Regions from separate parts of the Homo sapiens genome. Here region 1 is linked to region 2. Evidence: chromatin contacts called from ENCODE Hi-C or POLR2A ChIA-PET data. All regions are on one chromosome and are shown on one strand. The core of a region is the stretch at or near the end of the contact, and the rest is flanking DNA. Distances in the headings are between cores, read along the strand shown.

Region 1 (3,649 bases), core at 743-3,242, 99 kb after region 2:
TAATCCCCACCACAATCCTTTGAAGTTGACAGTATTGCAAGCCTTACTTTACAAAAGAGGAAAACGGCTTAGAAAGGCAAAGTCACTGTGCTTAGGGCCACAGACTATTCAGGGCAGAGACAGGATTTGCACCTAGTTTGATACTGAAGCCCGGGCTTGTTATCCTGTTGTATTTAACTGGGATGTTTAAAGATGCACTTTCATTTTGTGCCGAAGTCAATCTAGGTCATACCATCTTTGCTTTCTCCCTGTGGTCACCTTCAACCGATGCAGCTTCAGCATTGTGACCAAAAGACTGTCCCTTTGTGTTGCTTATGGCCTCTTAGAACTGTCCCATTTCCTTTTTTCACCACATCAAAACCAAAGGTGAGATCTGGAATCTCCAACATTTCACAGCTGTCATCTGTTTTATTGGGTCTCGTGAGGAAACTAACGAAGTGTCAATAAAAGATTAGCTATCTTAGGGTAGTGGTGGTGAAAATGAGGATTTTTGTGGGTTGATGCTGAAATAAGGATTGTGAAACACCAAAGTTTCTTACCAGGAAAAGTTGTGCAGAGGTTTCAGGGAAGTCACCTCTCTGGCTTCACAATCACATGGAGGCAGGATGGCAGTGGGAGGCAGGGGAGAACCTTTCTGATGTCAGGACACTTTATCCAAGATCATCTCTCCTTTTGGGCACATAGGACATAAAATCGAGGCTGGAACCCCTGGAAACTGTCAGGGTTCCTGACAGTTTGGAGGAGACTGCTGAAGGAACAGGGGCTAGTGTGCCAAGCTGCGGAGTGACCTCTGACTACACACAGGGCGAGAACACCTTAGCTGCATTCCTGTTCAGCTCATTTGAATTTCTGCGTGGCTAGTCAGTAAAGGTCACACCTTCTTGTGTCATTTTTTTCCCTTTGGAGGAACCACTAGGGTGTAGAAGAAGTATCAGAAATCAGGATTGCAAGCCCTTGAGTAAGATACTAGATTTTTGTGAGCTTTGTTTTTCTCATCTGTAAACTAGAGAATATTATACCTTTCTCAAGCAGTAGTGGAATGGATTACAGGAGATAGGGTATAGGCAAATACCTAGCATTGTACCTGACATTTAAAAGGTGCTCACGGGAAAGTATTTTTTTTTTTTTTAGACAGAGTCTTGCTCTGTTGCCCAGGCTGTAGTGCACTGGTGCGATCTTGGCTCACTGCAACCTCCACCTCCTGGATTCAAGCAATTCTCATGCCTCGGCCTCCCGAGTAGCTGGGATTCCAAGCGTGCTCCACCATGCCCGGCTAATTTTTGTATTTTTAGTAGAGATGAGGTTTTGCCATTTTGGCCAGGCTGGTCTCGAACTCCTGACCTCAGGTGATCCACTTGCCTTGGCCTCCTAAAGTCCTGGGATTACAGGTGTGAGCCACCACATCAGGCCATGGGAAAGTAATTTTTAATTTGTATCCTCTGGTCAGTGGACATTTAACGAGTATTTCCTGAGTGCCTAACTCTGTGCTTAGTGTTGTAGGAAGATACGAAGATTAAAACAAAAACGTGAAATAAACTAAAAAAGGTGGGAAGCCTGGCCTCAAGGAGCGTTCAGTCAGGTGGGAAAATACAAATACACACAACCAGTTGTAATCCTGACTCATGGGAGCCTTTACTTTGCTGGCCACAAGTGCCTTCGGGGGCCAAGTTCCACCCGGAAAGTCAGGCTGCCTCAGGGCGCCGTGGGCCTCATCTTCTCTTTCAGGAAACGGTGGACATGCTCAAGAGTCACATTAAAGAGGAACTGATGCACGGGGAGGAGGCTGATGCTGTGTACGAGTCCATGGCCCACCTTTCCACAGACCTGCTTATGAAATGCTCGCTCAACCCCGGCTGTGACGAGGATCTCTATGAGTCCATGGCTGCCTTTGTCCCAGCTGCCACTGAAGACCTCTGTAAGTAGCACAACCCAGTTCTGCTTCCACCTTTCTGCTGAGAAACAGCTTTTTTCATTCCGGATGAAGATGGCGCGGGGCAGTCCCTATGTACCCTCACTTCACCCCAGAGAGATGAAGGTCCTGTTTTACACAAAGCTAGGGCTGGAGTCATGTGCTGTGACAAGCAGAATTCTTCTCCAAACTTCCTCTGTTATGACTGCTGGGAGAGTTTAAGCAAATATCTGGAAGTCAGAATTGATGAACTCATTGCCTCGTGATCTGAGAGGCCAAATCAGTGGCTCTCAGCCCTCAGTCTCCAGGGGTCCTTTTTATAACAAACATTTTCCTACTCTGACATGAGGTTTATGTATTATATAACCTACCTACATATAAAATTCTCAGAAATCAAATATACTGCCCTAATTGAAATAGGAAAGAGAAATTAAAGAAGAGGACATACTCAAACATGCCTGCACCAGAAGTCATGACAAAAGAGTCAGATGCAGACACACTCAGAATCACGGTCAACGGCTTCAAACATTGACTGACACGTTTGCAGTCTTGGTGGCTCAAATGATGGGAATAATGTTGGCATTGGCACCTGGATTTTCCTAGATGGTGAACAACTCTTTATGATTTCCTTTCCATTTTCATAGAAATTGAATTTCTAAAAAATTAAGTGTTTGCAAAAATAAGATGTGTTTATATGTGAAACAGTTTAGGTTCTAGGCTCAGAAAATAATAAGCAGATTTTTTGGGGGGCGAGGGGTAATTTGATTTTATTGCATTAATATATAGTAAGCTTATTTTCAAAATATCATTCTTCAGGATCATGATTTTTCTTATAAACTGTCTAACAAACTTTGCCCACTTTTTATTATCTTGTTTTTTCCAATGCAAAAGTAATGCCTTTTGACAAAAGTGAATGAGCAGTAGAAGTTCCCCTCCAACACCTAAACTCAAAACAAAATAGGAATCTTTAACTGAGTTGAGAGAAGTTCTGTGACTTGTGACTCCCAGCCAATATGGCATTGGTAATAATTAGTAATAAAATGAGGTATATTTGTCTATATTTTTGCTTATATCTGCTGACATTAAATTTAAAAATACAGACATACTTGTACATATACACAGATATGTAGAAATATACACATAGGTATAAATATGTATCATACGTACTTTTTAAAACTTATGTGTATGTCTAGGGAAATATTTGAAAGTCACGAGGGACATGAAACATCTCTTCATTGGGCAGGGCTGTCCCACACATAGCAGGATGTCTAGGGTCCTTCCCCCTTTTCCTAAATGCCATCTCCTTGGTGACCACCCAAAATACCCTCATAGATTTTCCAAACGCCCCCAGGGGGCAGTGCCACCACCCTTGAGAACCGCTGATCTGGGTAACAGTGGATCTGATCTCCACGCACGTACTGGAGTTGAAGCAGGAGACCCACACAGCAGGCCCTCTAAGAGGCTTATTCATGTGTTACCATCATTCGCTACCAAATGCTAAGCATGCGGAGGCACCACCGGAGACTTAGCCCTCCTTCCCTCTGGTTTTCATTAATAGATTCAAGGAAGAGAAGTATCAACCAAGGTATCAGCATTATGGATGGGGGAATTTCTGGAATGGGCTATATTGAGTGTTACAAGCCTTCAGCCTGAAAAGAAGACAGTAGGGCCCTGGGCCCACAGGGAGGCGGGCCTGACTTTCCCATCCATGAACTCATGGAAGAGCAGGCACCAACAGGA
Region 2 (3,889 bases), core at 902-3,401:
ATTACAGGCCTGAGCCACCATGCCTGGCTTCTCTGTACCATTTATTGTCTCTGTGCTGCACTCACCTCATCTGGAAAATTCCCAAAGGCAGTTTGGTGTAGAGACAGAACCAAAAAGCTCTGGGGTTGACATAGCTGTATCCCTCTATTTACTGTGTGATTTTTAGTAAGTTACTTAACCTCTCTGAGCCTCAGTTTTCCATTCTCTGAAGAAGAGAAAATGGGTTGTAAGACTCAGGGTTGTTATGAGGGTTAAATAAGATAGTGTAACAGCATTTATTGTATTCTAAGCACTCAAAAAAAGAACTCTCTCCTCCTTGAAATATAAACTTTGATTTTGGGGGTAAAGAAAAACTGCCCATAGTTTTAGTATAAGTAACAACACCCAATTTGATGAAGAAAATATGTTTAATGTATGTGAAAGGACTGGTTTGGGATTCTTTTATGGTTCAGCAGAAGAAAGAAACCATTTTTCTCATACCCATAGTCTAACTCCACACAGATCCACTGACAGATCTCCTAGGGGGATAGGCTGTCCTGGATGGGAAGTGAGAGAGCGAGAGGTCCCACCTGGAGAGTGTGAAGGGGAAAAAACGAATCCCTAGACTTGGGAAGAGTGATATTATTGTGGGTTGAATGGTGGCTCCCAAAAACGTGGCCCACATCTTAACCCCTGGAACCCGTGAATGTGACGTTATTTGGAAAAAGGGTCTTTGCAGATATAATCCCAAGGTGAGATCATCCTGGATTATCTGTTGGGTTTTTTTTTTGTTTTGTTTTGAGATTGAGTCTTGCTCTTGTCACCCAGGCTGGAGTGCAGTGGCACGACCTCAGCTTACTGCAGCCTCCGCCTCCAGGTTCAAGTGATTCTCTTGCCTCAGCCTCCGGAGTAGCTGGGATTACAGGTGTGTGCCACCACACTTGGCTAATTTTTGTATTTTTTTTTTTTTTTAATTTTAGTAGAGACAGGGTTTCACCATGTTGACCAGGCTGGTCTCGAACTCCTGATCTCAGGTGATCTGCCTGCCTTGGCCTCCCAAAGTGCTGGGATTACAGGCATGAACCACCACGCCCAGGCCATCCTGGATTATCTGGATGGACCCTAAATCCAATGACAAGTGTTCTTATAAGAGACATAGAAGAGAGACCTGGGGAAAAGAGGTGATATGAGGAGGGAGGCAGAGATCTGAGTTATGCAGCCACAAGCCAAGGAACTCCTGGAGCCACCAGAAGCTGGAAGGAGCAATGAAGGATTGTCCTCCATGTCTTCAGAGGGAGTGCCGTCCTGCTGACACCTTGATTCCAGACTTTTGGCCTCCTGAATTGTGAAAGAATAAACATCTGGTTCAGGCCTGGTGGCTCATGTCTATAATCCCAGCACTTTGGGAGGCTGAGGTGGGCAGATTGCTTGAGCCTAGGAGTTTCAGACCAGCCTGGGCAACATGGCGAAACCCTATTTCTACAAAAAAAATCCCCCCAAAATTAGCCGGATATGGTGACATGCGCTTGTAGTCCCAGCTACTTGGGAGGCTCAGGTGGGAGGATCACTTTGAGTCTGGGGGGCAGAGGTTACAGTAAGCCAAGACTGCACCACTGCATTCCAGCTTGGGTGACAGAGTGAAGCCTTATCTGAAAATTTAAAAAAAAAATTGTGTAGTTTTAAGCCATGAAATTTGTGGTAATGTGTCACAGCAGCCACGGGGAACTAATACAAGTGGCATGGGACAATTTTAGTGGCAACTCTGGGAAAAGAACCAAGATTAAAAGACATCAAGAGAGGACCCATTCAACTAAATATGTAGCATCAGACAATAGGGATGCAGACCTCACACCGACGACATACTAACCTTCTGAAACCAAGTCACACAGAGAGGGAAGTAGGTCAGTAGAACCGACAGGACATCAGGGTAGGAAACCAAAGAGGCCGTGTTGCCTGAAGTGAGGGATGCCGGCCATCTCAGATCCTGCCCCAGCAATGGCAAAATGGATCTCTCAGATGCTGGGAGATTAGACAGAGATATACAAAGAACGAGCACATTTCTGTTAGAATAGGAAAAAATAAAAAATAAAAGGGAAATGGTCAAGAGGTAGGAAGATATAGCTTCCTCTCAAGGAGCCAATAGCCACTGGGGTGTGCTGTTTTCTCATGATCAAAGGTTTGAGAGGGATGACTCACAAGCCTCTACTGAAGGGTCTCACAGAGAAATGCACCAAAAAGAAAGGGTATGGAAGCAACCTAAGTGTCCAGTACCAGAGGACAGGTGAAATGATAGCACAGCCGCACAACAGGGCATGATGCAGCCACAGTGCTGTGGATGAATGTTCACTCAATTGAAATATGTTCAAGACATATTAAGTGCAGAAAGCAAGCGTGAAACAGTAGGTACAATGTAATCCTGTTCCTCATATGTAAAATGCAGATGAAGGTAATAGTAGTTACCCTATAGAATTGTTACAAGCATTTGATTAATATATGCAAAGTGCTTGGCAGTACCTAGAACATGTAGATGCTGTACAGCATCACTGTTTTATCATCACTTATTTTTTTTTAATTCTTAACATTTTTATTTTATTTATTTATGTTTAGACAGAGTCTTGCTCTGTCACCCAGGCTGGAATGCAGTGGTGCAATCTCGGTTCACTGCAACCTCCACCTCCCAGGTTCAAGTGATTCTCGAGCCTCAGCCTCCCAAGTAGCTGGGACTATAGGTGCATGACCCCATGCCCAGCTAATTTTTGTATCTTATTTTATTTTTGAGATGAAGTTTCACTCTTGTTGCCCAGGCTGGAGTGCGATGGTGTGATCTTGGCTCACTGCAACCTCCACCTCCCGGGTTCAAGAGATTCTCCTGCCTCAGCCTCTCGAGTAGCTGGGATTACAGGGGCCCGCCACCACGCCCAGCTAATTTTTGTATTTTTAGTAGAGACAGGGTTTCACCATGTTGATCAGGTGGGTCTCAAACTCCTGACCTCAAGTGATCGGCCCGCCTCGGCCTCCCAAAGTGCTGGGATTACAGGCATGAGCCACCGTGCCCGGCCTAAAACAATTTTTTTTTTAATATGGAATGCTTCGTGAATTTGCATGTCATCCTTGCACAGGGGCCATGCCAATCTTCTCTGTATTGTCCCAATTTTAGTATATGGGCTGCCGCAGTGAGCACTATCATCGCTTCTTTTAAGTATTCAGGTCCACTGTTCTGACCCTTGGGGGTCAATGTATTTTGTGATTCAAACTTTTTCAGATTTTACAAAGGTGTATAATTATGGAACATCCTTAGTGTGCTTGAAGTAGCAACTCACGACAGCCAAATTCATTAATATTTCTGCAGTGAAACATACGAGTATTCACATTAAGTGAGATAACTGAAGAATATAAATAGCACCACATCAGTTTGGATCAGGTGGTGCAGCCAAATAAATTCACTACAAACTTGGAAAACAAACACAAAAACAAAACAACCTTGTGGTTCCAGGGATTTTTGCCTGGGGGAATTACAGATGAGAGACTGTCGACCTGTTTATATAGAAGCATCAGGAAAGCCTGAATGCATTGTCTTGTTACGGTGCTGCTGCTCACTGAGGAGACTGCGGCTTATTTTTATTTTTATTTTTGCCTTTTGACTTTGCTGTTTTAATTTTTCTGCACTGAGTATTAAATACTTTTTTGCCTATAGTTTCTTGAATTTCAATCGATTCAGATAAATGTAACACAAATTTAACCCAAGGAGAATATTGCGTTGCTCAGTGGACCTCAAAAAGATCATAGCCAGCATTGGGTTCACAATTTTCATTTGCACCTTTAAGAAAGTATATTTTTCTGGGGAGGCAGGGAACACTAAAGGAGATGGAGCGGGTTTTTCTATTCTTTTTCTTCTGTCTTTAAGTTGGTC

What was found. A loop is a pair of places that touch in the nucleus more often than their neighbours do. ChIA-PET counts read pairs that join two places held with the same protein, here RNA polymerase II (POLR2A). Pooled maps may share reads with other maps.
Region 1: a loop to region 2 is called in a map of B cell, with 10 times the contacts of the local background. The contact joins two enhancer-like sites. A Hi-C loop is called at or near these places in 30 of 168 maps with a recorded cell type or tissue (A673, B cell, CD14-positive monocyte and 24 more), 34 of 37 single-sample maps with no recorded cell type and 29 of 50 pooled maps. POLR2A ChIA-PET finds 5 or more read pairs at or near these places in 8 of 52 experiments (AG04449, B cell, GM10248 and 5 more).

What each region holds. Positions count from the first base shown.
Region 1 is chr10:96,643,739-96,647,387 of GRCh38, reverse strand. It overlaps PIK3AP1 (phosphoinositide-3-kinase adaptor protein 1), which reads left to right. Exons shown (of 17, transcript NM_152309.3): 8 at 1,726-1,915. Among named protein-coding and RNA genes, the nearest start is that of TM9SF3, 59 kb to the right of the region's middle. RefSeq lists an enhancer at 1,847-1,916. Within about 2 kb of position 1,992, at least 10 of the 41 ENCODE cell types and tissues checked have a DNase peak (open chromatin) inside an H3K27ac peak, as active enhancers do; they include B cell and CD14-positive monocyte, where a contact is called at or near this core.
Region 2 is chr10:96,742,438-96,746,326 of GRCh38, reverse strand. It overlaps the pseudogene RNU6-1274P. Among named protein-coding and RNA genes, the nearest start is that of PIK3AP1, 24 kb to the right of the region's middle. RefSeq lists an enhancer at 2,188-2,237. Within about 2 kb of position 2,151, at least 3 of the 41 ENCODE cell types and tissues checked have a DNase peak (open chromatin) inside an H3K27ac peak, as active enhancers do; they include B cell and CD14-positive monocyte, where a contact is called at or near this core.